Regions from separate parts of the Homo sapiens genome. Here regions 2, 3, 4, 5 and 6 are each linked to region 1. A link is a contact called in ENCODE Hi-C or POLR2A ChIA-PET data. All regions are on one chromosome and are shown on one strand. Each heading gives the region's core, a stretch centred on a gene start or an enhancer-like site at or near the end of the contact. The rest is flanking DNA. Distances are from core to core; before and after follow the strand shown.

Region 1 (5,204 bases), core at 1,801-4,300:
CTTGGAAATATGCCCTCCCTCCAAGCACAGGATTGCTGTCTTTGGGATTCAATCACCAGCAAGTTCGTATTATTTACTCCAGTGTGAGTCTGTGTCTGTGCATGCACAGTGTGTTTGAAGCAAGAGCAGAGTCAGAGCTATAGAGAACTAGAGGAGTTAGGGAGAGTGGGGGAGAACTTCAATCAGGGAGGGAATCTGATGACAGTGGGGCCATTTCCGGTTCCCACCAGCCCCTTACTAGTTGTGTATCTGGCACAAGTCTCTCAACCTCTCTGAAAGCCTCAGAGGGCAGAGGATTAGCTCCTTGTACACAATAAACACTCAAATGTTAACATTAGCTGCCATTACTATAAGTTACTGTCTCATGGGATCCATACAGCAACCTAAGGAGGTAGGTCGAGGCATACCTCAAAGACATTGCAGGTTCAGTTCCAGACCAACACAAGAAAGCAAGTCACATGAATGTTTTTGGTTTCCCAATGCATATAAAAGTTATGTTTACACTATACTGTAGACCAGCAAGAGTGCAATAGCATTGTCTAATAAAACAATATACATACCTAAATTTAAAAATACTTTATTGCTAAAAAATGCTGATTATCAATCTGAGCCTTCGGTGAGTCGTACTCTTTTTGCTGGTGGAGGGTCTTGCCTCGAGGTTGATGGTTGCTGACTGGTCAGGGTGGTGGCTGCTGAAGGTTGGGGTGGCTGTGGCAATTTCCTAAAATAAGACATCGGTGAAGCTTTTCGCATGAGTTGACTCTTCCTTTCATGAAAGATTTCTCTGTAGCATGCGATGCTGTTTGATAGCATTTTGCCCACAGTAGAGCTTCTTTCAAAATTGGAGTCAATCCTCTCAAACCCTGCTGCTGCTTTATCAACTAAGTTTATGTAATATTCTAAATCCTTTGTTGTCATTTCAACAATGTTCACAGCATCTTCACCAGGTGTAGATTCCATCTCAAGAAACCACTTTCTTTGCGCATCCATAAGAAACAACTCCTCATCTGTTAAAGTTTTATCATGAGATTGCAGCAATTCAGTTACATCTTCAGGCTCTACTTCTAATTCTAGTTCTTTTGCTATTTCCACCACATCTGCACTTACTTCCTCCACTGAAGTCTTGAACCCCTCATAGTCATCAATGAGGGTGGGAATCAACTTCTTCCAAACTCCTGTTAATGTTGACAATTTGACCTCCTCCCATGAATCACGAATGTTTTTAATGGCATCTAAAATGGTGAATCCTTTCCAGAAGGTTTTCAATTTGCTTTGCCCAGATCCATCAGAGACATCACTATCCATGGCAGCTAGAGCCTTATGAAATGTATTTCTCAAATAATAAGACTTGAAGGTCGAAATTACCCCTTGATCCATGGGCTGCAGAATGGATGTTGTGTTAGCAGGCATGAAAATAACATTAATCTCCTCGTATATCTCCATCAGAGCTCTTGGATGACTAGGGGCATTGTCAATGAGCAGTAATATTTTGAAAGGAATCTTCTTTTCTGAGCAGTAGGTCTCAACAGTGGGTTTAAAATATTCAGTAAACCACGCTGTAAACAGATGTGCTGTCATCCGGGCTTTGCTGTTCCATTTATATAGCACGGGTAGAGTAGATTTAGTATAATTCTTAAGGGCCCTAGGATTTTCAGAATGGTAAATAAGCATTGGCTTCAACTTAAAGTCACCAGCTGCATTAGCCCCTAACAAGAGAGTCAGCCTGTCCTTTGAAGCTTTGAAGCCAGGCACTGACTTCTCCTCTCTAGCTATGAAAGTTCTAGATGGCATCTTCTTCCAATAGAAGGCTGTTTCATCTACATTGAAAATCTGTTGTTTAGTGTAGCCACCTTCGTCAATGATCTTAGCTAAAGCTTCTGGATAACTTGCTGCAGCTTCTACATCAGCACTTGCTGCTTCACCTTGTGCTTTTATGTTATGGAAATGGCTTCTTTCCTTAAACCTCATGAACCAACCTCTGCTAGCTTCAAACTTTTCTTCTGCAGCTTCCACACCTCTCTCAGCTTTCATAGAGTTGAAGAGAGTTAGGGCTTTGTTCTGGATTAGGCTTTGGCTTAAGGGAATGTTGCGGCTGGTCTGATCTTCTATCCAGACCACTAAAACCTTCTCCATATCAGCAATAAGGCTGTTTCGCTTTCTTATCATTCGTGTGTTCATTGGAGTAGCACTTTTAACTTCCTTCAAGAACTTTTCCTTTGCATTTACAACTTGGCTAACTGTTTGCCGCAGGAGGCCTAGCCTTCGGCCTATCTCGGCTTTTGACATACCTTCCTCACTCAGTTTAATCATTTCTAGTTTTTGATTTAAAGTGAGAGATGTGCGACTCTTCCTTTCACTTGAGCACTTAGAGGCCATTGCAGAGTCATTAATTCGCCTAATCTCAATATTGTTGTGTCTCAGGGAATAGGGAGGCCCAAGAAGAGGGAGAGAGATGGGGAACGGTCTGTGGGTGGAGCGGTCAGAACACACACAACATTAAGTTCCACGTCTTATAAAAGACGCTGTATGTGGCACCCCAAAACAATGACAATAGCAACATCAAAGATCACTGATCATAGATCACCATAACAGACACAGAAATCATGAAAAAGTTTTAAATATTTTGAGAATTACCAAAATGTAACACAGAGACACCAAGTGAGCACATGCTGTTGGAAAAATGGCGCTGATACAATTGCTGGACTCAGGGCTGCCACAAACCCTCCATTTGTTTTCAGAATGCCCTATCTGCGAAGCGTAATAAAACGAGGTATGCCATAGTACAGTGGCGCCGCGACCGACAAAGGAAAGCCTCCGGGAGGTCAAAAGAGATACCAGAGAGTGCGTCCCGCACTGGAGGAAGAGGAAGGTTTTTACCAAGCAGCGAGTCCAGAGCCCGCGCCGTCAACGACGCGGTGCTGCCTTTTTTCCGAGCCGCTGCGGGAGGGGGCCAGGACACGCTCCCTTAGGAGAGCGGGCGGGTCACAAGGACCTGGACAGAGGCAGAACTGAGGCCAGCAGCCAGCTCCGCCGCTGAGTCCAGCCCTCTGCGCAGCCGCCCTGAGCTGGCGTCCCGAGATAGCCGCTTCCAAACCGGGCCTGCGCGCCGACGTTCCGCTGCGCCCCGCGCAAAACCGGAAGTACCCGGGCCCAAGGCTGAGGGACCCGGTGGAGCGGAAGTCACTCCCTGAGGCAGTGGCGACAGCGGCGGCGAGAGGATGAACAACAAGTTCGACGCGTGAGTGGCTCGTGGCCGCCCCCGGGGCCCCTTCCCCGAACAGTTCCCCCGCGCCCGCCCCCGCTGGGGCTGGGGCGGCGCAAACCCTGCGGCACCGGCTTCCCTGCTGGGATCCGGCTGCGGCCGGACCTGGCCTGGACTGGCGGGGAGGAGGGGGCTGGGGAGCAATGGATACCGGAGTCCCGGAGACCCCAGGGCCGTCCGAACCGAGGGCGAAGAGCTGGGCCCGGGGGAGGGGTGGCTGTGCCGCCCGGTAGGGGGAGATTTTCGGACGCCCCGCCCTGGTGGATGCGGATTGCCTGCGACGTGGAGGGGTGGGGACCTCGGCGGTTTGGGTGTTTCCGCAGTCTGGCAGCGCTGCCTCTGAATCCAGCTTTCCCCACACACTCCCTCTCCCCTCTGAGCCTCAGTTTTCTCATCTGCAGAGTGGGGACGGTAACACCCTTTGTCGTAGAGTTTGGAGGATGCAATGAGGTAATGTGGTTGCTGCCCTCGACGCGGTGGAAGGCTGGCTTAGGAATTATCTTCCTGAGACTCTTCCTACTTTCTTTCTCCTCCCCTTCCCGTTCCCGTCTTCCAACACACTCGCCAAGACCTAAGTATACTTGTTGCCCTCTCCTGCCCGCTCCGGTTTCTAGTTTCAGCATCAAACAGTTTGGAGGTACAGAGAGAAAATGCAGAAGTATCTTTACTTATCCCCCTCCAAGGATTGTATCTTGAGGTAGAATATGTTCCTTCCTCTCTTCTAGTAGTCTAGTAAATCGACTGTCTCTTCATCCGAAAACCTGGATTTCTAGTCCCAGATTCACCACTTACCATCTGTTTGACTGTAGAAAAGTTACCCAGCCTCTAAGCCATTGTTGCTCAAACCACATTAGTGGCTAGGACCCTGCTGCCACGCCGGGGTGTGATAAGGGTCAGATCACACTCAGCGATGCTTAAAGATGCTTGTGAACATTGCTAACTATTGCGATATAAACGTAAAGTGGAATTACTATTAGTTTAGGTTGTGACCTGGTGCTTTTGATGGGAAATTGGGGTGTTTCCAATACAGAGAGTACTGTGCAAATTCAGGGAATACTGGATTTCCAACACTCCAGGCAGGTAGGTCCTCAGGAATGTTTTCTGGTTGCTGAGAGGTCTCTGCTACTTGAGAAAGTCTTTGCCCGACCTCTTCTCTATCCTGCTGTTTAACTGAGCCTGTCCCTCTACGAACCTCTCCCCCGCTGCCGCCCCATTTCATCTCTATTGTAAACCCTGCAACAACTAGCTCCAGATCCAAATCCTGCCTCAGTGGAGCTTTCTGGAACCCTTATACCCCTTCCTCCACTGATTTGAACAAATCAAATGTCATCCTAAGAAGACATCTTATGGGTCATCTAGCTCAAGCCTACCCAAATCATTTGGGAGTCTGCAGTAAGAATGGTAATAATGGACTTCCACAGGGATCTTGCTAGGTATTTTTCATATATATATATATTTTTTGAGACAGGGTCTCGCTGTGTCACCCTGGCTGGAGTGCAGTGGTGTCATCACAGCTCACTGCCCACTCAACCTCCCGGGCACCAGCAATCCTCCCATCTCAGCCTCCAGAGTAGCCGGACTACAGGCATGTGCCACCCTACCTTGCTAATTTTTTTGTATTTTTTGTAGAGACGGGGTTTCGCCATGTTGCCCAGGCCGATCTCGAACTCGGGCTCAAGAGATCCACCCACCTTGCCTCCTAAAGTGCTGGGATTACAGGCATGAGCCACCACCCCCAGCCTCATATGTTATTTCTACTCTAACAATTCTGTGAAGGGGATCTTGTTGTCTCCTTTTACAGATGAGGAAAGTGAGACTCTGAGGTTAACTAATTCCCGACACAAAGGAAGGGCTATCCCAGGTTTGTTGTGTAACCTTGGTTCAAGCACCTCTTGAGAAAAATTAAACTTGCCCTCTTTTTTTTTCTTACCTCTTCTACGAT
Region 2 (5,204 bases), core at 1,177-3,676, 1.5 Mb before region 1:
AGTTTCGAAAAGATTGCTCTGGCTAAAGAATGCAGAATGGACTGGAGAGGGAGAAGCCACAGGCATGGGCCAGTCACTCAGGAGGGAGAACAGAATCCTCCCGGGGGGAGAAGTCTGATGTCTGTGTCCAAGCTACTTACCTTTTGCCCATCTCACAGGTTCACGTGAGGCTCACATGGGGTTGTGGCAATGACACACACAGCATCCAAGTGGAAGACAGGATTGTCCTCTCATACAGAATGACTTCTCCTTGAAGAGCAGAGGTGGCATGTTGACCACCTCTCTGTTTTAAAACATGTTGAATTAGTAGCCAACATGTAAAATTCTGGAGATGTTGCATGAAATTCTGATTTCTGGCTTCTCTTAGAAAAAACATGTCTTCCAACAGTCACCCTGCATTCTTGGCAGGAACTGAGTAGCAGTTGCTCTGTTTAGCAGTTGCTCTCTTTAGATGGGGCACTCACTTTTTTTTTTTTTCTTTTTAGACGGAGTCTCACTCTGTCGCCAGGCTGGAGTGCAATGGTGTGATCTTGGCTCACTGCAACCTCCACCTCCTGGGTTCAAGCGATTCTTCTGCCTCAGCCTTCTGAGTAGCTGGGACTACGAGTGCCCGCCACCACACCTGGCTAATTTTTGTTTTTAGTAGAGACGGGGTTTCATCATGTTGGCCAGGCTTTGGTCTCGAACTCCTGACCTCAGGTGATCCGCCCACCTCGGCCTCCCAAAGTGCTGGGATTACAGGTGTAAGCCACCGCGCCCGGCCAGGAATTCACTCTTCATCACTGTCCCCACCACCCCCTAGTGCCTCCTTGACACTGTTAGTTGCCATTCACCATCCTGTGGAGCTTGTATTTTCTTTCGCTGGTCCTGCTTTACTCATTTTCATTACCTGTTGGCATTTGTTTGTGACTCCTCTAGGGGTTTGGGGAATACAACTGTCTTCATGTGAGGGCTTGGTAGAAGTGCCTCTGTAGAGCCAGGTGCAGTGACTCACATCTTTAATCCCAGCATTTTGGGAGGCCGAGGCGGGCGGATCATGAGGTCAGGAGATCGAGACCATCCTAGCTAACATGGTGAAACCCTGTCTCTACTAAAAATACAAAAATTAGCCGGGTGTGGTGGCATACACCTGTAGTCCCAGCTACTTGGGAGACTGAGCAGGAGAATCGCTTGAACCCAGGAGGCGGAGGTTGCAGTGAGCCGAGATCGCGCCATTGCCCTACAGCCTGGGTGGCAGAGGGACACTCCATCTCAAAAAAAAAAAAAAAGAAGTACCTCTGTAGAATGACACCCCAAGTAATCTGTTTACTTTGCATGCACATCTTCTCGAGCCCTGCCTTTCAATCTGAGCCACAGGCTCTTCAAAAATGTTCAATAATTATATTTAATATATTTTAAACAACCACAGTTTAAGAATTCTAATTTAAACAAAAAAAGTCACAGATACAACAAAATGTGTTATCAAGCACATTTAATTCACTGGCAACCACAAGACATTGATTGTGCCCCTAGGTTACGTAGAAGGCCGTAGAAATGAACTCGCCATCGCTGTGCGATTGAAGAGTTTAGCTTGATAGTGCAAGGCCGGTGGCTGAAAAAAATGCTACCGTTTGCCCTATTCCTTGTCAAGACTTTCTCAGTACTGACTCTTGAAATAAATTGACTTCTTGAAGCTAGCATAAGACTGCAAATGGCCATTGCAACTGCCATTTCAAATTTCTGAAGATGTATTAGAAACGAAGAACCCACTGCCGTCGGGGGAAAGAGGACCTGGGCAGATAGAAGGAAAGAATGGAAGACATTTTTTCTCCCTTGGAAAGGCTTTCGCCATATAACTACTGCACATTTTAATATATTGACAACACTGGACATTTTTCCAAAAGTAAGTAAAAACCTTCATTGTTCAACTTTATAATAAGCCAATGATTACTTGTGGATTCATTATGATAATAAAGCACTTCTATGGGGATTTTCTTTTTTTTATGATAGGTTTTGCTTTAGAAAACAATTGAAAGCCACTTTTCTGGGAAAAAAAACAAAAAACAAAAAAAAACGCTGTTTGCGGCAGCCCCAATTCCCTAAGCATTATCTGGTGGGAGATGTGTTGCAGCGAGACCTCCCACCAGTAGGTGGCACTGCGCGCAATGCTCGCACCTCCCCTCAACACCCTTTCTCTCAGCAATGGCGGGTGATGGTGGGGGTCCTCTCTTTGCAGGGCTGGCCATTCTAATGCCTGACCTCAGGTGCAGACCAGTGTTCCGTTGCGCGGGACTCCTGACCTCGAGGAGGTTTAGAGAAAACAATGGTGTTCTCTGTGTACCCTTCCGCGAGGGCTGGGGAGTATACCGCCGCGCAGAAGACGCAGGCCAGGGGAGAATTCGCGCCGGGCGGCAGGCGGGGTGGCGGGCAGCCCCTGGGCGGGCGGGGTCCTGGCGAGAAGCGAGCCGGCGGCCTGAGGAGGCGACTGACTGAGCAGCGCACCCGGGGAGCAAGGAGGCGCGGTGAACTGAGCGGCCCCTGAGCTGACAGATACACTGCGCAGCTGGAACGGCGAGCGAGCCGACGGGCGAGTGAGGGGCGCAGCCATGATCACCTCGGCCGGTGAGTGCGGCCCGTAGCCAGCGCCTGGAGGGAGGAGCCGCCGCCGCGCCGGCTTTTAGCTGAGTCAGGGCCGGTGACTGGGCGCCTCCCGGCGGAACGCCGGCCTGGGCAGCTTCTTGCTGCCCAGGGCCCACCCCCGGGCCGGGGGGCTGGGAGTCTGATCAGGTCACTGCGTGCTTCTCTGGCTTGAGGGAATCGAGCCGGGTCGACCGCCTCGGCATCCCTCCCCAATCACACCCCAGCGCCAGGACCCGAGGGGCTTCCTGGGCCTTCCCCTGACCCCAGAAGGGCTTACCTTTTTTCTGTGCCTCCCATTCTTGGCCGTGTGAGGTCGTCCAGCCCCAGTTCTTGCCCGCAGGGGGCCGGGGTGGGATGGGCCCCTGTGCCATTGAACAGTAAGGCAAACCCCCCTGATCGGGCAGCCTAACTGCTACAGAAGTGTTTCTGGACGTGGCCGAGCTCCATTCGCCTTAGAATGAAACCCGAAATTAGGTTTGAGGTGGGTCATTTCTGGGTCCGATCCAAGGGTGTTCATTCAAAACACCCAGAGAACTTTTGGGTTCGGCGAAGACCCTAAAGACGCCCTGGAGATACCTTTATACTGAGAGCCTACTTATACCCTTTCGAGGTTATGTGCTCAGTCTGTTGACTGTACATTCAAGAAAGAATGGATGGATCTGCGGAGCAGGTTTCATACGCGCAAACCATTGCATAGGTAGATTCACGTAGTGACATTTGCAATGGAGTAAGTTACAGAGATCAAGTTTCAATTGGAGACTTAAGCTCCCCGTTACAGATTGACTTGCATATAGCTGTCCAGAGCCTTGGTGCTTTTTTCCGTTGCCTATTTACATACCCTTTTCTCATTTTCTTACTCTGTGTTTGACCCACAAAGAAAGCATTTTATTGTAAACAAACTGGTGAGCAGAAGACAGTAATCTGAATGGTAAGGCGATCAAAACTTTATTTTTATGAGGATTGGTTAAGGAGATCGTTGGAGATACTGGGAGACGTAGTTACTTTCAAACATTTGAAGAGCTGTCACTTGTACCTGAAATAAGACTTTTTGTCCCCAAGAGATACAAGTGATCGCGAGATGAATTTTAGTTCAGTATCAGGAAGTTTTTCCAGTCAGAGCTTTGTAAAGATCAAATAAACACTCAGTTTCTTGCCACCTATAGGCCTCATTCTATTTCAAATCCATCCATTACCAATGTTTCTTCTAACTCGGCCCAAACCACCTTCATCTCTTGTCTGGGTTACTATATCAGCCTTAAGGCTTTGTTTTCGACCATTACCTCCGTACAGCCCGTTTTTCTTGTGGACTATGCTTTTTAAAACTTTAATCACATAATACTTCTTTGCTTACAATCCACCAGTGCTTACATTGTGTTTAGAGCAGCCGTGTCCAACCCTTTGAATTCGAGGACTTTTTTTCTTACTGTGGTGGTCGGACATCGTGAAAATTATATACAAACCTTTTTTTTTTTTTTTAAGCTCATTAGCTATCATTAGTGTTAGTGTATTTTATGTATGCCCCAAGATACTTCTTCCATTGTGGCCCAGGGGAGCCAAAAGGTTGGACACCCCTGGCATACAGTAAAATCCAGACTCTTAACCAAGGACCCACATGATCTGATTCCCGCCTTGTCTTGTAGTACTGTCTTCACTCAATACATCCTAATCACACTGGACTTTTTGTTCCTTGGATATGTCAGTTTCTCTCCTATCTCGGGGCCCTGGCACATTCTGTTCCTTTCTAGTCTTCTCTTCCTCAGATTTTCCCTTAGCTTCTCAATCTTTTGTCTCAACTCAAATGTTATCCTTCCCTGATCATTCTATTAAAACACGCTTACTCTCCCTCCACCACAGCTCTGTAATTGCCTTGTTTGTTTACTTGCCTGATCACTGTCTCTCTCTCTCTCTCTGGTAGAATTTTGAGCAGGAAGCTTGTTTTCACAATTCTAGAATACTGCTGAGAGCATGGCAGAAATTCAAAAGTATGTCTTGACTGAAGAGCTCAGTCAGCCAGTCAAAGCAATTAATCAGTCCCTTGAGTTTTTAAAGTAGAGGCGGAAAAAGCACTTGGTGACAATATAATAGACTTTAAGCCTCTTTAAGGTGGCAAAACTAATAATTTTTGAGGTCCTATCCTGAGATTCTGTGATGATCATATAGTGTATATTTATTACTGCCATTTAAGTTTATTGGATTACTTGTCAACTTCTGTTCCAAATCTTTTGTCACTTTGTTTTCTGTCCTATGGCTCATGTTGGCTTAGAATTTGTCCCAGGTGCTAAACAGGCTAGTCTCATGGTTCTGGTGTGGATTAGTCAGTTTGTTCATTCATTTATTGACCAGGCAGTTGCTAGGCATCACCATACAGTGGTGAATAAGAGGTCAACATGTTCTATTAGTTTTTTCCAAGAGGTTTGACTATGCAGGGGAATGGAGAGAGAGAGAGAGGTGCTTCCAGGCGGGAGATGTGAAATTGAGTGGGTTGGTGTTTTCTTTTTTAAACATAATACAGACACATAAAGGAAAGTTGTGCTAAAAAGCTTTAAAACAATAGTCCCCCACCTCACTTTCCCTTTCCTGATCCC
Region 3 (5,204 bases), core at 2,028-4,527, 1.3 Mb after region 1:
ATCGAAAAGGGGGACTATCAGTATTGGGAAGAGACAAGGACCGGGATTTTCTCTGAAAACCATTTCTAACAGAGGCTTTATAAATAAAGTTTTATTGGAACACTGCCACGTACACTCATTTACATATTATTTTCGGCCACTTTCCTCCTGCAACACAGAGCTGAGTAGTTACAACAGAGACCATAGAGCCAGCAAAGCCTAAAATATGTATCATCCGGCCCTTTGTGGAAAAAGTGTGCTGACCCTTATTTATTAATAAAGGAAGCCACAAATAGCTAATTGCCTATCAACAGGAGAGCAGTTAAAAAAACATGATTTTTTAAATAATTATATAATTTTATAATTATACAACAGTTGATGAAGAGAAGAGTTTGCCAGATGTATTAACCGGAAAAGTGAGGGAGAAAAAAATGCATTTATAAAGATATGTATTATAGGGAATCACATTGTACTAAAATAGCATTAGTGACCATCTTTGCAGAGAGGAATCAGCTCATTTATGTAGTTGTATGTACTTTTAACATTTTTATGACTAGAATAATTAATCAAGAAGATTTGATTTCAAATTTGCTGTTAATATCGTCACATTGATCTTGATGTTTTTCATTCTTTCATACAGGTTCCTTGACCTGTGACCACAGAGAGGAACCATGTGGCATCTGAGAGGCAGTGATTAACTGAATACCAGATAACCTGGCAAAAGCCACTGTGGCAAAAGGGCTCCTGGATGCCCCCGTAGAAAGGCCAACAGCACCTTCCACTAAAATAACGGGTCTCAGAGCGACAACACCCTCGGATCAACTAGGCAGGGAAGCCAGGGTCTTCCGAAGGTAGAAAAATGCAGAAGGAAAGATGTGTGATCCTCCAGGCTGCACCTCTCCTCATCTCTCTTCCTCCCCTTTCAAAACAGGAAGAGAGACATTCTTCTTCCCTAGAAGGAACTGGATTTGGTATTTTCTGTAAGGACCCAAACAAAGTGAGTGCCTCGCTGGGCTGGCACGTGACCTTGGGGAGGGTTACCCAACTGGCCCAGCCTCTGCACATGTATTATCAGAGCCCCTCAGCCTGTGACACAGGAAACACAGGGTGATGAAAAAGGCCAAATATTACACAGTGACTCCTTGCACTTGACAAGCTACAGAAGAAATGCTTCTAAATCCTTAAAAACAGAAAGAGTATAATCATGAGAAAAAGTGCCCCGTGGTGGCCTCTGCGTAAGCTCAGAGGTTGGGCATACCCACACCTTTATTCATATGAATACTCCTCCACAGCAAGGTTATTTGGCAATAAAATTTGACACTAAATACCTGGATCTCTCCTTCGTTTCTTTCCTTTATTAGTCTTCCACCCCAAATTCTCAATCCTGAAGAAAAGAAACAAAAATGACCATTTACATAATCCTGAACGCTGAACTTCTGCTCAATCTGTGTTCACCAGATGCCAAAGTGACAGGCAAAAAAAAGGTACAATATTAAAACCAAGCCAGGTTTCTGATACCCTGCGATTGTTCCTCTTTGTAAAGTTTCAGGTTTTTAAGGCAAATTCGTCATTCATGGAAATCTCTCCTACCTACTAGAAAACGGCTCATCAAATTACATCATTAGCCCAAAAAGTTAAATGAAAACAAGGAACATATGACAGCGACTGTCCTTAAAATATATAGAGGGCAATCTATATACCATATAGAGGGAGTAAGCACTTTTCGCAGGCAATCTCTACATCCCATATACTGAATGAATGCTTTCTAAGGGCAATCTACATGTTATACAGAGACCAAAGGGTAGCAGACCTGCCACTGGAATATTTTAGTTTCTGCCTGTGTAAACTTTTCACCCAAGATGTGTCTGGATTGGCTATAAAGGCAGAAAGGTAGGATTTCTTTTAACTCAAGGAGCAGATCTTGTGAACCTTCTGTGTCCGTTTAATGCAACATAGAACTTGCTCTGAGGTTTGTTTTCATTAAGTGATACTGAGTTAGTTATAAAGCTATATGGGAGGAATTGACCCCAGCCAGTGCAAAGTGTCACCAGCTATTTACCAAAAAGAATCCACAAGATTTCAGTCCGTTTACATTAACTATTAAACGGAATGCCTTCTCCTCCCTATTCAAGTACTTGGAGCCTCAAGGAAGACAGTTACTACTCCAAGTTAAACAGGGCAAACAATAGTCAATGTGAGTATTCACAGTGCGGGGCGGGGTACTGTTCACAGTTTCATAGGGATTGTACGTGACTGTTACAACACCCACGCCCAGGAGACATTATTGTCATCATCCTTCCCATTTCACAGATGAAGACACTGAGACCAGTCCAGCTAAGCAACTGCCCCACGCTGCCATGGTGGGGAGGTGGCCAGCGGGGATGCCAACCCGGTAAGCCGGAGGCATGTGAGCCAGGAGGCACCTATGTCTCTTCAGGAATTGTTCTAATAAGTAATTCAAGTAATTTACAGGTTTAAGGGCACCAATGTTTTGGTTCCTATTAGTTAGGTGAACAATGTTTACTTCTTAAGAGAGCAGGGACAGCATTTCAACTACTCCATTCACACTCTTCACCCGAATACTCAGAAGGTGGGGAAGACCCTTACCCTGTGGCGTCTCGTAGGTCAGCGTGGCCATTTGCACCACCGGGGTGTCCTCGAAGGGCTGGTTGTACTGCGGAGGAGGAAGGGGCTTCCTGTCAGGTTCCAGGGCCACGAGGGGCCCCAGACCCGGGAGGAGGCGGCGCCAGCCCGTGAGAGGCCGTTAGTCTGGCCTGGGGCGCCCCAAACGCGGTCTCTGCAGCGGAGCCCCCAACTCCGCCTCTCTCGTCCCACTCAGGAGCACCCCCAGCCCCACCAAACCCTCCTCTCTGCACCCGAGCCCCAGGCCTGCTTCCCCACTCCCCGTTCCGGAGGCCCCAGTCTTTCCTCCCCGTCCCCGCACCGAAGCCTTCGGCGCTGCCTCCTTTTTCCCTCTCCGGAGCCCCCAGCTCCGCCTCCACCTTCTCTCCGCATCCAAGCCCCAGTCCCGCTTCCCCAACCCCCGCTCCGAGTCCTCAGAGCCCCTTCCCTTCCCGTCCTACGTCCCCTCCCAGCCTCACTCCGACACGCAGGCCTCCCCTCCCGGCGGACCGGCGGGGGCCGCACCTTCTCTATCAGCCGCTGCATGCGCCTCTGGAAGCGGCGGCGACTGGCCCTGAGCTTCTGCAGCAGCTGGTCGTCTTCCACGTCCTCGCCCTCCATGGCGCGCAGCGTACCCAGCATCGGACCCAGCCAGTACCCAAGCGCCAACCCGGACTGCAGGGCCTCGCGCGCCACAAACTCAAATAGGAGACTCCGCCCTCCCTGCCTTCCTCTCGGTTTTCTATTGGCTAGAGCGGAGAAGCCGGGCACTGATTGGGCCTTTCAAACAAATTTGCGTCCCACCTTCCGGCCAATCCACTCCCGAGTTTCCAGCCACGCCCCAATGTCCGGCGGAAGGGAGGGAGGGTCTCCGGCCGCCACGGCCGGTGGTAGTTGTACAAACAGCTGTGTGCTTATTCATCAGCGGTGCTGTGCGAGATCCGGTGGGATGCGTGTCATCTCCCGCGCTGTGCACCGGAGATAAGTGCGGCCTGGAGATTTCTGCGTGACTTGCTCTGGGTGTCGCCGCTGGGCGAGGTCCGCCTTCCTCACCCCTCCGCCTGGGATCCCGGCGCAGTTTCCAGGGCAGGGGCCTAAGAAAGACAACCCCAAATTACCAACCCAAAAGGAGGCAGGATAGCGAATATTCATCTAGAAGGAAAAAATAAGTCTCAACGAATGACACATTTAAAGATGCTGACAAATGCGATACACATCACAAAATCCAGGAAAATACTTCTATTAACCCAGCTTTTTCCCTATGTATTTCTGATTGCATATTCTGCTTCTTCATTGATATTAATCTTGTAATATTTTCTCCAGAGAGAAGAGCAAGATAAATCAGTCTTTAGTATGGTTGATGGAATTTATGATTGACATCTTAGGAAAGTTTCATTCAGCTTCATCACTTAACCACATTTGTGTGCTTGTGCTGATATGATTACCATAGTATGTGATTGAAAATAAAAGCATTACTGAGCACCAGGAGGTCCCTTAGAGGGGGCTCTTCACCTCCTTTCAGCCTGCACGGCAATTCTATCATGATGTCCTGCGGAAATTTAGGTGGGAGTGGGTGGAGGGTAAGAACTTCAGGGCTCATGTAGTGTGTGTGTCCACAAAACGTGTTGCGTTGTGCTGGACACAGAGATGTGCTGGCCTGATTCCCCTTAAGATGCCACAGCTGCTAGGAGGGCAGTTGGCAGGGGCCTTCAGTTGTCAGCCTATTCTGGGATGATTCAGTTGCAGAGAACTCCCTCACCCAAGGTCCTGCTGCCCCAGGGTGGCCCAGCACCAGTGACTGATCCAGGTGGGAACAGGAAGGCTGTATCATTTCAGTCTGATGGAAGAAAACCCTGGGCCACTTTATCTTCCGAGCTCTCAATTCCACGGAATTGGATGGGGTAACCTACCAATCCTGTTTCTTTCCTTCCCTTCCTCCCTATATAAACATCCTCTCTGAGTCTTCTCCAGTTGCAGGATCTACACATTTAACTTGTACCTTTTCCAATTTTCACAAACAGACCGAGGTGTCTTCCTCCTCCTTCCTTAGGAGTGTTCAGAAACTTAACATGCTCTTCCTTGGACTCTGTGCTTCCCACACATAATTTACTTTTCAAACATCTAACTGGGCCCATTTAGAGACTTGAGACCTTGAATAAGATTTTCTTTTTTCTTTTTGAGTTTTGGATGATTGACTCTTCCATTGTTACCAGATAGAGTTGTCCAGGTTCTTGGTGTGTTGAACAAAGAATTGAACAAAACACACAAAGTAACAAAGGAATGAAGCAACGAAAAACAAAGCAACAGGAGAACGGAGTAAGGAAAGCACAGATTCATTGAAGACAATTCACAGAGTGCGAGCGGACTGGAGCCCGCAGCTCAAGAGCCTCTTCAATTAGGGTTTTTATAAAGCCAAAAGAACTTGGCAACACCCCTGGGTACCCTTTAGAGGCCTCCAATTGGTTACACCCTATGAAGGATTGGCCTGTGACCAATCAGAGCCTAAAGTGGAAACTTGGCCTGCAGTCATTCAGGGGCTGAAGTGGAAACTTCTTTCTTGTTATCACGGGAGTGAAGATGTAGCCTATGTCCTGCCCAATCTT
Region 4 (5,204 bases), core at 1,049-3,548, 1.1 Mb before region 1:
AGCCCCTATCATAAGGTGAATACCCAGACATAAGGAACTCTTTTGAACACTTAAAAATACCTCTGAACCAGACCCTCTGAATTCTTACACCTCATACTTTCCCAAGCCCCAACTTTCTCATCTGAAAATGGTAATAGTATCATCCTTACATGTTTAAGGATCATGAATTGCTATGTGTAAATTATTCAGAACCTTACACATAGGAGGCTCCAAGCATTAACTTATTAAATCATTTGGGGCTCCTACAGTGGGTGGCGGTACCAAGCCCAGTGAAGCTCAATTCTTAGGACCTGAGACAAAAAATGAATAGGCTAAATATAAATATTCCTTACAAAACTATCACACATCAAAGAGTGTGCATGGTAGTTTGATAAAAGTCATCATTTAGCTACATTAAAATCCCGTAGTTTTATCAGGCAATGTGTGGAAGAGTAAAACTTTCATTCAGTTCTCAACGAGAAACCTGAGCACAATTCAGTGCTCAGCTGTCTTTATAGTGAGCAAATAAAAGGCCAGGAGTGCTAAAGAGGGTCAATGGTAACACAAAGAGAGGTGGCAGCCCTCAGTCTACACCAGAGATAACTATAAAACACAGTGAGTAGTATTACAAAGTTTATATATAATGGAATGGAGACCAATTAATTTTAATTGGAGGCTAGGAAAGGAATCTGGTAAGGTTATCCTCAGCTCTGAATACAATGCCCAGCTCTACATGTGGGGGTGAGGCTAACATGTTGAAACTGGAAAAATGTAATGATTTAACACAACAAATCACACTCCAAGCCCTGCAGAGGAACATGTAAAAGAAATTCCCAGATCTCGTCTTACACTCACATTCAAATACTTAGCCAAATGACATCTTGACATGTCAATGAAGAGCTTGTGAAACACTCAACCACTACAATAAGACATACCTGAATAAAATCTTATTTTTGCCACAGATATCCAATTTCATGTCTTAACTCTCCATTTTGTAGTTTTAACATAATTCTGCATTAAGTTGGATAAAATTACCTCTTCTCCACTGCTATCATCTTCTTCATCTTCTGACATTTCCTCATCTTCACTATCTTCTTCTACCTCCTTTGGAGGAGGAGCCATTTTCTTGGGGTCACCTTGATTTTTACCTGCCTAAAATGGACACAAATAGATCATTACACCTCCACCTCGACATTTCAGGCCATTCATATTTTGCCATTAGTGTTCATACGCCATCATCTCCGTCCTCAGATCCATTTCTCATAGTGCCAAACACCACAACTAACATAGAAACTACTCCTGATGGCAATGCAAGAGGGACTACTCTCAACCGCCCACATTTTTCCTCCCAGGCTTTACCAACAGAAAACCTGCCCTAAGGTAAAAAGTCAACCTGAGGAAATGATTTCTCCTCCCGTTACCTTAGTTAAGCACAACCGTGTTTTAATACTACAAATCCCGGTACTTTATTCTACCACCCTCATCTGAATCCAAATTAACGGTGAAGATCATTAAGGCACTTAAAAAAATGACTACCTTGATTTTCTCATGAAGCTTATGCCTTTCCCAGCGAGACAACCCCGCCCCTTAAAGAGGCGGCGCGGCCACGTGGGGGTACCTGGTAGGCCACCACGTGCCCGAAACACAGCGCAAAAGGCACGCGGCAGAGCCACCTTCCGGGGCCCACCACGTGTCGGCTTGCCAGGCCGGGGCGGAGACATCCGAGCGCAGCCGGGACTCCGACTAGGGCCGATACCGCCATTTCCCGGCCCAAGGCACCCGGTCCCTCTGGAGATTCCAGGACCCACGCGGCGCGGCCCACGTGGCAGGCCGCGCTCCCGGGCACGTGCGTCAGGAGTCGAGTCCCAGCTCGTACGCGTCGCAAAAGTTTGGTCTCATCTCTCCACCCCGAGGCCCAGCGCCCCCTCCCCGCGCTCAGTGACTCTGTCTTTCCCGCCGCGTTCGCCGCCCCCAGCACCTGCAGAAGCTCTTCACCTCGCCACCAAGTAGCCAGAAGCCGCGAGACCTCCCCACTAATCGCGCGAGACTTCCCGCAGCATGGCGCCCTAGAACGCGCCCGGGACTGCGCGCAGGCCCTCCTCCCCGCGGCGCCGCGCTCGCCCCTCGGAAAGCAGGCCTACACGTCTGCGCTCGCGCTCAAGGCCGTTTACCTTCGCGAGCTTCACCATGATGGCGGCGGAGTGTGAAGCGGACAAGTGGCGCAGATGAGTCCAGAAGAAGCCAAGCGACGGCGATGGCGGCCGCGGGTGCTGAAGATCCCGGAGCACGTACACCCGAAGGCCAGCGAGAGCTCGAGACTGAGGCGAAAGACTGAGCCTGCCCAGTAATCGCCTGTGGAAAGGCGACGACGGCGCCCTCGTGACTCCGCGCCGACCAACCAAAGCTCGCGGCCGTCCCCATGAGCCAATCGCGAGCCTCTAACCGTGAACGGCGCGGGGCGGGGAGTAGGCGGGCCGAGGCGGCCACGGGAGGGGGAGGGGCTGGCAACGGCGCCGTGGGGGCGGGGCTCGCTTTGTGCAAGGTCCGCGCTGATTGGGCCGTGGGCGCGCGGGTCCCGGCCTGCGTCGTGGGACTGGCGTTTTTGGCGCCGGCTGTGAGGGGAGCGCGGGGGTGGTGGAATCGGGCGGTCTCCGGTTCGCCAATGTGGCTGGGTCCGTAGGCTTGGGCAGCCTTGGAGTTCCTCAGAGACCCCGCGCTCGGTCCCGGCACGCACTCACGCCGCGGCTCCTGGTGGCCCTGGAGCGAGGAGTCCGCCAGCACCGGAAGTTCAGGGACCGCGGAGTTCCCGTTGGCCCTTTTGGAGGCACAGCTTATCCCTGCTTGCCCGCGAGCATGGGGCCGGAGGCACCCCCCGGCTGCAGGCAGTCTCCTGAGAGCTGTTAATAAAGGCAGTCGCGGGTCTGTGCGAGGTTTTCTGTGAGAAATGCACGAACCTCCCCTACCCCACAGAACCTCAAGCGGGAGATATTTCTCGACATGGGGAACGGCCTCGGAGAAGTAACTTTCTGGCCTCACAGGGCAGGGAGAGGGGCCTGGGAGGGCCGACCGCAGAGCCGGGCCTTTGACCGCCCACAGGTTCCCTGGTTATTATTTGGGTCGAATGCGCCAATTAAGGTGGTGGCTGCGAAGTCAGTGTCACCAGATGGCCCGGGAGCAGGTCGAGAGCCACCGGCAGGGTTCCCCGGCGGCAGGGCGAAGGAGGCCGCCAGTGACTTCCACGGTTAGCTTTGTGGGTGGGTCTCACTCGATGCCGGGCTTAGCAAACCAGAGCATTTCCCTCCGTCCAGGGCCTGCCGGGGATCCATCCCATCCATAGGTCCAGCTATGGATCCATCCATACCTCATTGTTCCTACAGAACCAGGATATCTGCAGCTACGGCTGTACTTGTTAAAAATCACCTCAGGCCGGGCGCGGTGGCTCAGATCCGCAATCCCAGCATTTTGGGAGGCCGAGGCGCATGAACCGGGGAGGCGGAGGTTGCAGTGAGCCGAGATCGCCCACTGCACTCCAGCCTGGGCGACAGAGCGAGACTCCGTCTCAGAAAGAAAAGCATTTGTTAAGGCCGGGTGCGATGGCTCATGCCTGTAATCCCAGTACTTTGGGAGGCTGATGCAGGAGGATCGCTTGAGTCCAGGAACTTGAGACCGGCCTGGGTAATATAATGCGACCCTGTCTCCACACAAAAAATAATTAGCGGGCATGGTGGCGCTCGCCTGGAGTCCCAGCTACTCGGGAGGCTGAGGTGAGAGGATCGCTTGAGCCCAGGAGGCGGAGGTTGCAGTGAGCCGAGATCGCGTCATTGAACTCCAGCCTGAGGAACAAGAGCGAAACCCCATCTCAAAAAAAAAAAAAAGAAAGAAAATAAAATTATTTGTTAAATGAATGAAGTATTTAGGTAGAAGCAGCAGCAGGGAGAGCCGGCATGGCTCAAGTGGCGTTGCTTTGGAGTTGGTCTGGGGCAGCAAAATAGCAATATCTAACACTTCATAATGCTGATTCAGTGCCAGGCGCTCTTCCAGCTCTTTACATATTAATTAACTTACTCTTCAAAATAACCTTTCCAAAAAGTTACCACTGTTTTACAGAAACTGGGACATAGAGGTAAATTAACTTGTCCAGGGTCGCATAGCTAGCAGTGGAGGCGTAGGATATAAGTGAAGACACTGCTGTGTCATCCCAGTTTCTTTTTTTTGAGACAGAATCTCACTCTGTCACCCAGGCTGGAGTGCAGTGGCAGGATCATGGCTCACTGCAGCCTTGACATCCCCAGCTATATCAATCCTCCCTCCTCAGCCTCCCAAAGGTGAGCCACCACGTCTGGCCTGTTTGTTTCTAAATGCTTTTTTGTTTTCTTTTGAAAACATGAGTATTTATTGAATTGTAAAGTATACACATAGTGCAAAATTCAAAAGATTCAAACAGATGCACAATAAAAGGTCTCCCTCCCGTTCCTGTCCCCTAGGCCTCCCAGTCTCAAGGCAGTGGCAGTCTCTTGTATATCCTTCCAGATTCAGCCGTACGTGCAAATAGACAAGTATATTTGTTATATTTAATACAAACGCTATCATATACACTGTTCTGAGCTCTTCTTTTGTGTTAACTATATGTATCTTGTAACTCATCCTACATCAGCACATGTAGAGCTGCCTCATTCTTTTTAATAGCTACATGGCATTCCTTGTGTGGAAGGATCACAATTTATCTAGTCACCATTGCTGGATAGTTAGGGTTTTTTGCTATGTTTGGCCATTACAAACTGCTATAGCAAATATTCTCACTTACGTTATTTTACACAAATCATATCTGTAGAACAGCTGGGTCAAGGGTATGGACTTTCACATTTTCATAGATGTTCTCCCAAGTGCTGTCTTTGGTTGGGGTTTTCCATGGCCGTTCCAGCCAAGAGCGACCCCACCTGCTCCAGCTGGCTCAGATTATCTGCTGCCCCTGAGCTCCAAGGCTGGGAGACAGTGCTCCACGTTTTAGCAGAGGAAGAACTAGATGGTGGTGAGAGGTGTGAGCATGGCTCTAATTATTGTGGGGAGTGTGACTAGTCTCAGACACCAGCCAAGAAGCTGCAGGGATACCACTGCCTTGAGTGGCCACTGGCTGCTTCTTTGGGCCTGCATGGACCCGGCCCAACTCTGTCTGCTGCTGTGGTCTGGCTGCCCCCCATGAAACCTGTGTAGTGAGGCACCCACTT
Region 5 (5,204 bases), core at 1,074-3,573, 1.0 Mb before region 1:
AATTTTTCATGCATCCGGTGGGAGGGGAGAGGGATGATTCAAGTACATTACATTGATTGTGCACTTTATTTCTGTTATTACATTGTAATATATAATGAAATACAACTCAACATAATGTAGAATCAGTGGGTGCCCTGAGCTTGTTTTCCTGCAACTAGACAGTCCCATCTGGGGGTGATGGGAGACAGTGACAAATCATCAGGCATTAGATTCTCATAAGGAGCGTACAACCTAGATTCCTCACATGCGCAGTTCACAATAGGGTCTGTGTTCCTATGAGACGCTATTGCTGCAGCTGATCTGACAGGAGGCGGAGCTCAGGCAGTAATGCAAGCAATGGGGAGGCAGCTGTAAATTCAGATGAAGCTTCCCTCACTTGCCCACCACTCACCTCCTGCTGTGCGGCCTGGTTCATAACAGGCCATAGACCAGTCTGTGGCCCAGGGCTTGGGGACCCCTGGCATAAAGCCCTTGTACAATGGCTGCACATGTGAAACATTCCATATTCATTAGCTGTGTACCCACTAACCCACCTTAATTCTTTCAGGACTCAACTTAAACCTATCTATTTTCAAATTCCAAAGGAGAGACTCTCAGAAGAACATAGTGAGGACTATGTCAAAAGAAGAAATATGAAAACATGTTTGGCAGGTACACAAAGTAATAGACTTTTTTTTTCTTTTTTATTTTTTAATTTAAAACAGCCAGGCAGGGCTGAGGGAAAGCACCGCCCTCCTGGGCCATAAATGAATGGATTTTAATGAATCAATTTAAAGAATGAAGAGATTTAAACCAGTATTACCAGAAAACCAGTATCACTTTACAAACAAAGAACACCTTGGCATTCCCAAAATAACCCACACTTGGTCACGATACATTATGATGTATTACTCTTTGCATAACATTGATATTCAATTTGCTAATATTTCTGGAATTTTTGTATCTATGCTCATTAAAGAGAGAGTGGTCTGTGATTTCTCAAAATGACCTGGTCAGGTTTTGGTATCCAGTTTAGTGTGGACTTGTAATACTAGTTGAAAAGTGTTTGCAATAGCACTTTTGAGGTTTGTGTTTTTTGTTTTTGTTTTTGTTTTTTTGCTTTGAGACCGACTCTGTCTCCCAGGCTGCAGTGCAGTGGCACGCTCACTACAACCTCCGCCTCCCGGGTTCAAGCAATTCTCCTGCCTCAGCCTCCCGAGTGGCTGGGACTACAGGTGGGAGACACCACGTTCGGCTAATTTCTGTATTTTTAGTAGAGACGGGTTTCACGATGTTGCCCAGGCTGGTCTCAAACTCCTGAGCTTAAGCGACCCACCCTCCTCTGCCTCCCAGAGTGCTGGGATTACAGGCGACGGCCACCCAGCCCGGCCAACTTTTGAGATTAAACAATGCAGTTTAACTGCTTTACTCTGGATTTTAATTGTTGGCATTAATAATAAATTCTACTCTGCTCAACTCTGTACATATAATTACCTCATCTCTACTGCCATTGTCCTTAGCTTCTGACATCTCATCTTCCCCATCTTCTACCTCCTTTGGGGAAAGACTTATTTTCTTCAGTTCACCTTGACCTTTTTTCCTGCTCAAAATAGACAAGATTATTATTAGGCACATGACAAGGCCTTCACACATTCCAAGCCAGGCACGTTTTGTCTCTGGTATTTCCAACAGTAAACTGGCATTTGGAATAAACTTATGTTAGGCCTCATCTTAACTTTTAATTTTCATTTGGTATCTTTTACTCACACCAGCGAACAGAAAAACAAATACAAAAGGTGATTTTTGATGTTGTAGGTGAGGTCTCCCATACCTCTTCTTTTGCCACAATCGATAAGTGGAAACTCCTTAAGAAAAAAAAAAAAAAAAAAAAAGACAAATTCCCAGGAATTCCTTCCTATTCCTCTCATTCTGATCCGTCACGTGTTTTCAAGTAACTGTTTAAAAAATATATATATAGTTCCACTACAGACTACTCAAATGGAAGCACATTGGGCCAAAATACAGGGGACAAAGGGCCAAAAACAGTACCTGCAATTCAAGTACCTTTACTTCGCCAGTCAGATAATTCTGTGAACTGGGTCAGCGTCCATCACTACCCCCACCAGAATTCAGAACACACATGAGTCTATAACCCTCGCTGCCCACAGCAGCCCTTGTCCCTAACAGGTTTTCCTTTAAGGCTGTCGCGGTGCGCCCCTGCAAGCCACCGCGCGTGACGGACGCGGGCACGACGCCTGGGGACAGCCCGAAGAAAACCGCAGGCGCCGACACGCTGGTGACGCCCTCTCAGCTATTGCCCCAGATCCAAGGCGCGCGGGGAAGACGGCCACGTAAAGATACGGCGCCCTGGTGACTCCGCCTCGCCCAATCAGAGCCCGCGCAACCCCTGAACCAATCCTGAGCCGCGACCCTGGGAGGGGCGGGCGGTGCGGGAGCCTGGGGGCGTGAGTCTTGAGCCGGGGTGGAGGGGGGGCCGCACGTGCTGCGCCTGCGCGTGGAGCGGACATTTTGCTGCGGTCTAGCGCGGGAGGCGGGGTTTTGGGTTCGCTGGTCCAGGTGCGCGCGGTGTCCCAGGTCTTCGCGCCAGGTTGGCGCGGGAGAAGGCCGAGGTGCCCCAGAGTTCGAGGAGTTGGTGACGGTCACGCGGTGCGACGCTCCATGGCGGAGGGGCAGTCGGAAAGTGAATAGCACTCGTTAAAAGCGACCAGTCCGTAAGGGCGCGTGTGTCGGCGCCGTTACGGACCCCAGCGCTCGGGGTCGTTAAACCGTTTAAGTCGCGTCCCGCCCAGTGAGGGCTATGTTAGCGTCCTCGCCGTTTCCAGCCGTGAAGGAGGCACTGAGACGACAGCTGAGGGTCTCTCCGTTAAGGCTGTCGCTGCTGTAGGGGCCCTCGCCCGCTGCGTGTTTGTGCCACCCAGCGTACTGGGTGCTTTTTCAAAATTTTATCATGGACGTCTCAAAACACACGTGTGACTTAGATGGTAAAAGTTTCATTTTTCATTTAAAGAAGTTGAGGCTCGGTAGTTAAGGTTTAATTCTCCATCACTTAATACTCTCGTAGTTTTTTGAGTTGGACTGTCATGAACATGTGCTCTCACAAGGCCTCATGGCCATTAACACCAGTAGCCCCAGTAGGAGGATCAAGCTCCTCGGAGTTAGCCCCATGTTGGAACTTGAACAGTGACACTTTGGGGATATTGTGTGTGTTTTTAGGGGATAGGGAAGGGTGATCTTGAGTAAGGAGCCCTGGCCTTATCCTAGCTTCAGAAAGACCCAAACTGGGAAAGAATGAGAATAGAAAAAACAATCTGCCTACCTGTTTTAGATTTGGTACCTCACCAAACTCTTGTTACCTAGCTAACTTTATGAGATTAGCCCAAATATTTTAAGAAAATATTATATATATCTGATCAAGAACAACTGAAGAAAAGGCAAAAGCCCATTTCATTTAAGAACAGATGCAGGGTTCAAATAAAGTATTAGCAAATTGAATCACCACTCCCTGCCAGGAAGTATTATTAAAATCAATAACAAGGACAGGATAAGTCACAAGCAAAATCCATAAATGTGCCAAAATATGGCACCTTGGCAGTTGAGAAAACCACAGAAGCAAGGTCTCTGTAAGTAATCTGCTCCCTCCCATAAAGCAGGGTCATAAAGGAATTCACTGGCCTACCTCATGTGAAGTAGGTTGTAAGACCCTCATTCCAGAGGAGTCTTGTGCCATACCTGGGGAGGAGAAGTGTCATGCAGAGACGCAAGAAAGAATCTGAGCAAACGGGCCATGCCGAAGTCTCCTCCCACCCCTATGTATGACCATTAGATGATGCCCCTTTTGTCCAATCATGTTTCTGCACAACTATCTACTTCTTTCATCAGACTTAGCATAAAAATACAGTTTTCTTTAGGTCATGGGGTCTTCGTTTCTTAAGGTTCCTGTGTCACATAAGACTTTAAATTTGTTATGCCTTTCTCTCATTAACCTTGTTATAGGGGTGTCAGCCATAACCCTTAAGATGGGAGAGGAAAATATTTTCTCCCCTACCAACGAAATGATGACAGATTTGACCACATTACAATTTACAACTGCTGGATGCAGGAGTTTCTATAAACCAGTTTAAAACATAAGGAACAAATTAGAAATATTTGTAACATATACAAAACAAATTTAATATTGTAATATGAATGAAATACAAATCAAGAAAAAAACAAAAATGGCTGAAGGATATGAAAAGCCATTTTCAGGAGAAATTTGAGTGGCAAAGAATGAAGACATGCTCAACTATACAACCATTAGGGAAATGCAACTTAATAAGATACTTTATCTGTCAGAGTGACAGAAATTACGAGTGTTTGGGGATTGTGGAGAAACTGGTAAAAGGGCAAATTGTTACAAACACTTGGAGAGAAATTTGGCAGTTTTAGTAAAGGTAAAAATACTCATTCCTTCCTTTAGCAAATCCACTTGCATGTGTCTAACATAGAGAGCATTCAAACTGCTGGAGAGACATATACGTTAATCTTTATTGCAAATTTTGGGAGTTTTTTGTTGTTGTTGTTGTTGTTTGAGACAAGAACTTGCTCTCACCCAGGCTGGAGTGCAGTGGTGCCATCATGGCTCACTGCAGCCTTGACCTCCCAGGCTCAAGCAATCCTCCCGCCTCAGCCTCCTGAGTAGCTGGGACCACAGGCATGCATTGGTTAATTTTTGGGGTTTTTTTTGGGGGGGGTGTTGTTGTTGTTTCTGTAGAGATGGACTTTTGCCATGTTGCCCAGCCTGGTCTTGAACTCCTGGGGTCAAGGGATCCTCCTGCTTGAAGCCAGGAGTTTGAGACCAGCCTGGGCAACACAGCGAGATCTCATTTCTACCAAAAAAAAAAAAAAAAAATTAGCTGGGTGTGTGCCAGTAGTCCCAGCTACACAGGAGGCTGAGACAGGAGGATCACTTGAGCCCACCAGGAGGTTGAGACTACAGTGATCCCACCACTGTGCTCCAACCTAGGTAACAAAGTGAGACCCTGTCTTTAAAAAACAAAAATAAAAAGTGTCTTTTAATTGTTGGTTTGTTTTGAATTAGGATTTTAAAATATCTACACATTACATTTAGTTGATATGTCTCTTTTTTAAAAAAAAATTTTGAGCTGGAGTCTCCCTCTGTCACCAGGCTGTGCAGTGGCTGAATCGTGGCTCACTTCGACCTCCTG
Region 6 (5,204 bases), core at 1,962-4,461, 1.0 Mb after region 1:
ACAAGTTAAAGCATAAAACCATACAAAAACTTTTATAATAATCTCCCAGTACTCTCAGCTACATTGTAATGGAGTACAATGGAACCCAATGTAGCCCTATTATTTAAAATACTATTCCAAAATTTCCCCCGCCAGTTCTCTGACAGTCCTTATTCTTTCCAAATTATACCTCCCTGTCAGTCACCATCAGGATTCAGGCTAAGCTATACAAGCAGTGCACATTGTGCACTAAGATGTCAAATCATATGCTTGGCCAGCAATCCCCTCTGCTGGAGAGGAAGTTGGCCTGGGACTCTCAGTACTACTCTTGCCTAATGGTACGCTCCATGACCCGCCCTACACTTCACCATCTTCCTCAGTCCCTTTGAGGCTACGTTTCTACTTCGAGTTGTCCTTTAACTTCAACTATATTAAAACCTGGAAAAGTGTTATCCCTATTAGAAATGTACTTATTAGTGCTGGCAATTTTTACTGGTGGAATTACTGATTGCATCAGGGAGATATTTTTATGGAGGGGATCGAGTCAAGGCTAAGAGGTACCACTTAAATCCCACATGCAATCCAACCCATTAAATTGCTCCTAGGAAGGTAACAGCGGTAAATATTTACTAAATCTCTGGAGGCAGCAAGTCTTTCTAAGCTTAGAAGCAACAGAAGAACCACAAAGATTTGATAAATGTGGTGGCAGTAGGGAAGAGGAACATGGCAAACCAGATAGGATGAGTCAGGCTGTCTGTCCTCCTAATATGGAGACACTGTGGAGAGCTGAGCTACAAAGCCATGTAGTGCTGGGGACCCCAGTCAGGGCCAGGTGAAGGCAAAGTAATGTTCACACTGAGCTCACGGGAACACAGCTCCTAGGACCCTTGTGGAGGAAGCTGGTTTGCAGAGATGGGGTATGGGAGAAATATATAGAGAGAAACAGGGGCAAGAAATCAAGGGTCCAGTAAGGTCAGGCTGGCTTCCTGCAGTTGATTTCTGAGATCCCCTATATTCTTACAATAACCCCCCTTTTAAATTTAGCTAATTTGGGTGGTGGGTCTGTTTCTTGCACACAATCCCTTACCTAAAATCTCTGGGTCTTTGGAATTCAGAATTTCCAGAGTTTATAAAGATAATATGAAAAAAGTGTTTTTTATATATATATAAAATGTTACATTCCCAGCAGGGTCTGGGCCAGCTTCCATTAATCAAGCAGATTAATATTCCTGTAATGAATGTATGAACATTCACCCACATGAGATAACTAAAAACTGTAAATAGCCTCACACCAGGTCTGGTTCTGAAGCCAAACAAGCTCAGGTGAGATCAGATGAGGGTGTGAGCTTTCCAGATTTCAGAAATGCGTATGAACAACTGTGCACCCATATAAATAATATGACACCCTTCCCCACTCCAAAAGGTAGATATAATTGGTTGGATAACTCTGGCTTAAGTGTTTGTTATTCTAGAGAAATCTTAAAACTCAAACAGTGTAACAATAATGAAGACTGATACTTATGACAATTGTCTTTACGTTGTACTTTAAATTACAGGAATTAAAAAAGAAATATATTGCTTTATTTTTTTACTAAACATTATTGTCATCACCCAGGATATATTTAAGATTAAGCTTCACATTTCTCTGCAGAGGGAATTACCAATTTATATCTTATATGTGCAACAATAAACACATACTGTAGAATATATCTTTAAGATAATTGGTCTATTTGTGATTTTGCATAATTAATTACATGTAAAGAAGATGGTACATATTGCTAGTTAAATGTACGTAACATAGCATACCTCTGAATTCAGGTGTGAAATGAAGAGTCTGAAGAAGGGAATTGAGGTAACAGGTTCCACCCTGATTTCTGATTCCGCTTAAATTGGTGAATTCTCTAGGAGCAGGTGGCTCCAAAGCTTTAGTCTTTAATTTCTTCCCTTTTCCATACTGATTATTAGACACAGTGGAATACTCCTCTTCAAACAGGTCCCCAAACATTGTGAAACTAAATACTACCCTTAAAAAAAGTGACATATAAATGCTTTTATTTTTAAAATAAATTTTCCCCAAATCCCCCTACCTTACACTTGGGAGTCGATTCTGTTGTTTCTTAGAACACAGGACTACTGTTTCTATGTACAGTAGTTGGGTTTTGGAGGCAGCAAGATCTAGATTTTTTTCATCCCTATCAGGACCCTAACTACCTGTGTGACCCTGGATATGTTAATCTGTTTTCTTATGTGTAAAATAGGATACCATCTGTCTCTTCGGGTCATTTAAACTATCCAATGACATAACGAAAGAAGGGCAGTTAGTGTACAGGGTTTGGCCCACAATAAGTAACAGCTGTTTTTAAAAAGGCACGTTCACATCACTAATTTTTTTAAAAAAGAAAACCTGTTGCCACAACTAATCCACTGCTGGGACGGCAAAGCCAACCCTAAATTCTGAGAATCAACTCTCTAAAATCTCTGCTTGTCACACCCTTCAGTACTATATACCAGATTATGACATTTAAATTAAACAGATCAAGTTAACTTTTTTTAGAGCACTTTAGTACAGTCCCGAAGCTGTTGGGCCGGAAGTCAGTTCACTGGGGAGGGAGGGGGGAAGGGGAGCGGAGGGCGGGGAAGACTGCCACTAAAATTATCAAGCCTAAAGGCCTTCCAGTATGTATCCACTAATCCCATCGTTAGCCCTGGGGGCCTAGGTGACTTCCCCAAGGTTTCACATCGAGTGTGGCGGAGGGTCACTTGGAGATGAGAAACGTAAAGCGCCTAGCATAGGTACCAAATGACAGGAAGCGCTGAAATGCAATTATTTTTCTTTTCCTCAGAAGAAAACTAAAAAAACACAACTCGAGAGTCTAGCCTCGAGCTCGTTGTCTGCATTCCTGAATTCCCAACTCCTACGGCCGGCCGAGGCCCTCCAAGCCACCACAGGCCCAGGGGCGCAAAAAGGCAGAGGTCCCCGTGGCCCGAAACCACTGCCCCGACTCCAGGAGAGCGCCGCGTCCTCAGGCAGGCCTGGGCAGCCTCTCGCCTCGCCCTCCTCAGACTGGGCCACCAACACTGTCCCTACGCTTCCCACGTCCCTCCCAGGATCCCCGGGCGCCAGCCGCACTTACTGCCTAAAGCCCAGACCCCCGCCCTGGCCAAAACGCGAAGCGAACGAACCCGCCCCAACTGGGCGCCGCCATGTTGGCGAGGGCGGGTCTCCAGAAAGTGATTTATGGATCGTGGACTATGCTTCCCAGGATGCCCCGCTGGAGCGCCGGCCCCTCGCACGGGGCCTTATGGGAAATGTAACTCTTCTGCTCCAAGAGTTTGGGAACTGGAGCGGGAGCGGGAGCGGGCAAGGTGAGCTCGCTTACAAGTCCGCTGGTGAGTTCGCGGGTCCACTCGGCCAGCGGACCACTCATTCGTTCACATTTATAAGATTATAGCTATATGATCTTATATAAGATTATAGCTATATGATCTTATATAAGATTATAGCTATATGATCTTATATAAGATTATAGCTATATGATCCTTATATAAGATTATAGCTATATGATCTTATATAAGATTATAGCTATATGATCTTATATAAGATTATAGCTATATGATCTTATATAAGATTATAGCTATATGATCTTATATAAGATTATAGCTATATGATCTTATATAAGATTATAGCTATATGATCTTATATAAGAGTATAGCTATATGATCTTATATAAGAGTATAGCTATATGATCTTATATAAGAGTATAGCTATATTATAGCTATATAACCTTATATAAGATTATAGCTATATAACCTTATATAAGATTATAGCTATATAACCTTATATAAGATTATAGCTATATAACCTTATATAAGATTATAGCTATATAACCTTATATAAGATTATAGCTATATAACCTTATATAAGATTATAGCTATATAACCTTATATAAGATTATAGCTATATAACCTTATATAAGATTATAGCTATATAACCTTATATAAGATTATAGCTATATAACCTTATATAAGATTATAGCTATATAACCTTATATAAGATTATAGCTATATAACCTTATATAAGATTATAGCTATATAACCTTATATAAGATTATAGCTATATAACCTTATATAAGATTATAGCTATATAACCTTATATAAGATTATAGTTATATAACCTTATATAAGATTATAGTTATATAACCTTATATAAGATTATAGTTATATAACCTTATATAAGATTAGTTATATAACCTTATATAAGATTATAGTTATATAACCTTATATAAGATTATAGTTATATAACCTTATATAAGATTATAGTTATATAACCTTATATAAGATTATAGTTATATAACCTTATATAAGATTATAGTTATATAACCTTATATAAGATTATAGTTATATAACCTTATATAAGATTATAGTTATATAACCTTATATAAGATTATAGTTATATAACCTTATATAAGATTATAGTTATATAACCTTATATAAGATTATAGTTATATAACCTTATATAAGATTATAGTTATATAACCTTATATAAGATTATAGTTATATAACCTTATATAAGATTATAGTTATATAACCTTATATAAGATTATAGTTATATAACCTTATATAAGATTATAGTTATATAACCTTATATAAGATTATAGTTATATAACCTTATATAAGATTATAGTTATATAACCTTATATAAGATTATAGTTATATAACCTTATATAAGATTATAGTTATATAACCTTATATAAGATTATAGTTATATAACCTTATATAAGATTATAGTTATATAACCTTATATAAGATTATAGTTATATAACCTTATATAAGATTATAGTTATATAACCTTATATAAGATTATAGTTATATAACCTTATATAAGATTATAGTTATATAACCTTATATAAGATTATAGTTATATAACCTTATATAAGATTATAGTTATATAATCTTATAAATATGAATGAATGAGTGGTCACATTTATAAAGATATAAGATTATATTTATATAATCTTATATCTTTGTCTTTCGTCTGTGAATCAAACTAATGGCATGTCAAAGTATTGTCTGGACAATCCTTTCATTCCATAGCTTCCTCTCCTCCTATCAGATCCCCATGAAATCTCACCTGCATTAGGATGATAGCCTTTTCAGTGGACTCCCGTTTTACACACCCCTTCCTGCACGTCACTATAAGATGCACTATCCATCTAAGGTGCACT

Evidence for each region. A loop is a pair of places that touch in the nucleus more often than their neighbours do. ChIA-PET counts read pairs that join two places held with the same protein, here RNA polymerase II (POLR2A). Pooled maps may share reads with other maps.
Region 2: a map of B cell shows a loop between it and region 1 (8-fold over the local background). The contact joins the promoter of PSMD1 here to the promoter of TIGD1 in region 1. A Hi-C loop is called at or near these places in 2 of 168 maps with a recorded cell type or tissue (B cell and naive thymus-derived CD4-positive, alpha-beta T cell) and 10 of 50 pooled maps.
Region 3: a pooled map shows a loop between it and region 1 (13-fold over the local background). The contact joins the promoter of HJURP here to the promoter of TIGD1 in region 1. A Hi-C loop is called at or near these places in 2 of 37 single-sample maps with no recorded cell type and 10 of 50 pooled maps.
Region 4: a map of CD14-positive monocyte shows a loop between it and region 1 (7-fold over the local background). The contact joins the promoter of NCL here to the promoter of TIGD1 in region 1. A Hi-C loop is called at or near these places in 2 of 168 maps with a recorded cell type or tissue (CD14-positive monocyte and naive thymus-derived CD4-positive, alpha-beta T cell) and 12 of 50 pooled maps. POLR2A ChIA-PET finds 5 or more read pairs at or near these places in 3 of 52 experiments (CD4-positive, alpha-beta T cell, MCF 10A and activated T-cell).
Region 5: a map of CD8-positive, alpha-beta T cell shows a loop between it and region 1 (7-fold over the local background). The contact joins the promoter of LINC00471 here to the promoter of TIGD1 in region 1. A Hi-C loop is called at or near these places in 2 of 168 maps with a recorded cell type or tissue (CD4-positive, alpha-beta memory T cell and CD8-positive, alpha-beta T cell) and 8 of 50 pooled maps.
Region 6: a loop to region 1 is called in a pooled map, with 7 times the contacts of the local background. The contact joins the promoter of USP40 here to the promoter of TIGD1 in region 1. A Hi-C loop is called at or near these places in 1 of 37 single-sample maps with no recorded cell type and 6 of 50 pooled maps. POLR2A ChIA-PET finds 5 or more read pairs at or near these places in 1 of 52 experiments (activated naive CD4-positive, alpha-beta T cell).

The regions. Positions count from the first base shown.
Region 1 is chr2:232,547,507-232,552,710 of GRCh38, forward strand. TIGD1 (tigger transposable element derived 1) reads right to left here and starts at 3,051. Exons shown (of 1, transcript NM_145702.4): 1 at 1-3,051. The coding sequence starts at 2,376. The coding sequence ends at 601. It overlaps EIF4E2 (eukaryotic translation initiation factor 4E family member 2), which reads left to right and starts at 3,183. Exons shown (of 7, transcript NM_004846.4): 1 at 3,183-3,238. The coding sequence starts at 3,219. MIR5001 (microRNA 5001) reads right to left here and starts at 3,067; the gene lies at 2,968-3,067. CHRNG (cholinergic receptor nicotinic gamma subunit) reads left to right here. Exons shown (of 12, transcript NM_005199.5): 12 at 1-609. RefSeq lists a silencer at 3,194-3,563.
Region 2 is chr2:231,054,441-231,059,644 of GRCh38, forward strand. PSMD1 (proteasome 26S subunit, non-ATPase 1) reads left to right here and starts at 2,427. Exons shown (of 25, transcript NM_002807.4): 1 at 2,427-2,601. The coding sequence starts at 2,586. It overlaps LOC112268432 (a long non-coding RNA gene), which reads right to left and starts at 3,306. Exons shown (of 2, transcript XR_002959456.2): 1 at 2,897-3,306. RefSeq lists a silencer at 2,328-2,517.
Region 3 is chr2:233,851,258-233,856,461 of GRCh38, forward strand. HJURP (Holliday junction recognition protein) reads right to left here and starts at 3,278. Exons shown (of 9, transcript NM_018410.5): 1 at 3,127-3,278; 2 at 2,587-2,653; 3 at 1,308-1,363. The coding sequence starts at 3,243. RefSeq lists an enhancer at 3,160-4,152 and a silencer at 3,220-3,479.
Region 4 is chr2:231,462,186-231,467,389 of GRCh38, forward strand. NCL (nucleolin) reads right to left here and starts at 2,299. Exons shown (of 14, transcript NM_005381.3): 1 at 2,151-2,299; 2 at 1,015-1,131. The coding sequence starts at 2,168. RefSeq lists enhancers at 1,367-2,038, 1,944-1,993, 2,039-2,708, 2,054-2,243, 2,754-2,853 and silencers at 1,558-1,927, 2,274-2,623.
Region 5 is chr2:231,512,054-231,517,257 of GRCh38, forward strand. LINC00471 (long intergenic non-protein coding RNA 471) reads right to left here and starts at 2,324. Exons shown (of 5, transcript NR_199863.1): 1 at 2,044-2,324; 2 at 1,474-1,579. RefSeq lists enhancers at 1,667-2,476, 2,047-2,226 and a silencer at 2,337-2,556.
Region 6 is chr2:233,563,571-233,568,774 of GRCh38, forward strand. It overlaps USP40 (ubiquitin specific peptidase 40), which reads right to left and starts at 3,212. Exons shown (of 32, transcript NM_001365479.2): 1 at 3,114-3,212; 2 at 1,786-2,003. The coding sequence starts at 1,984.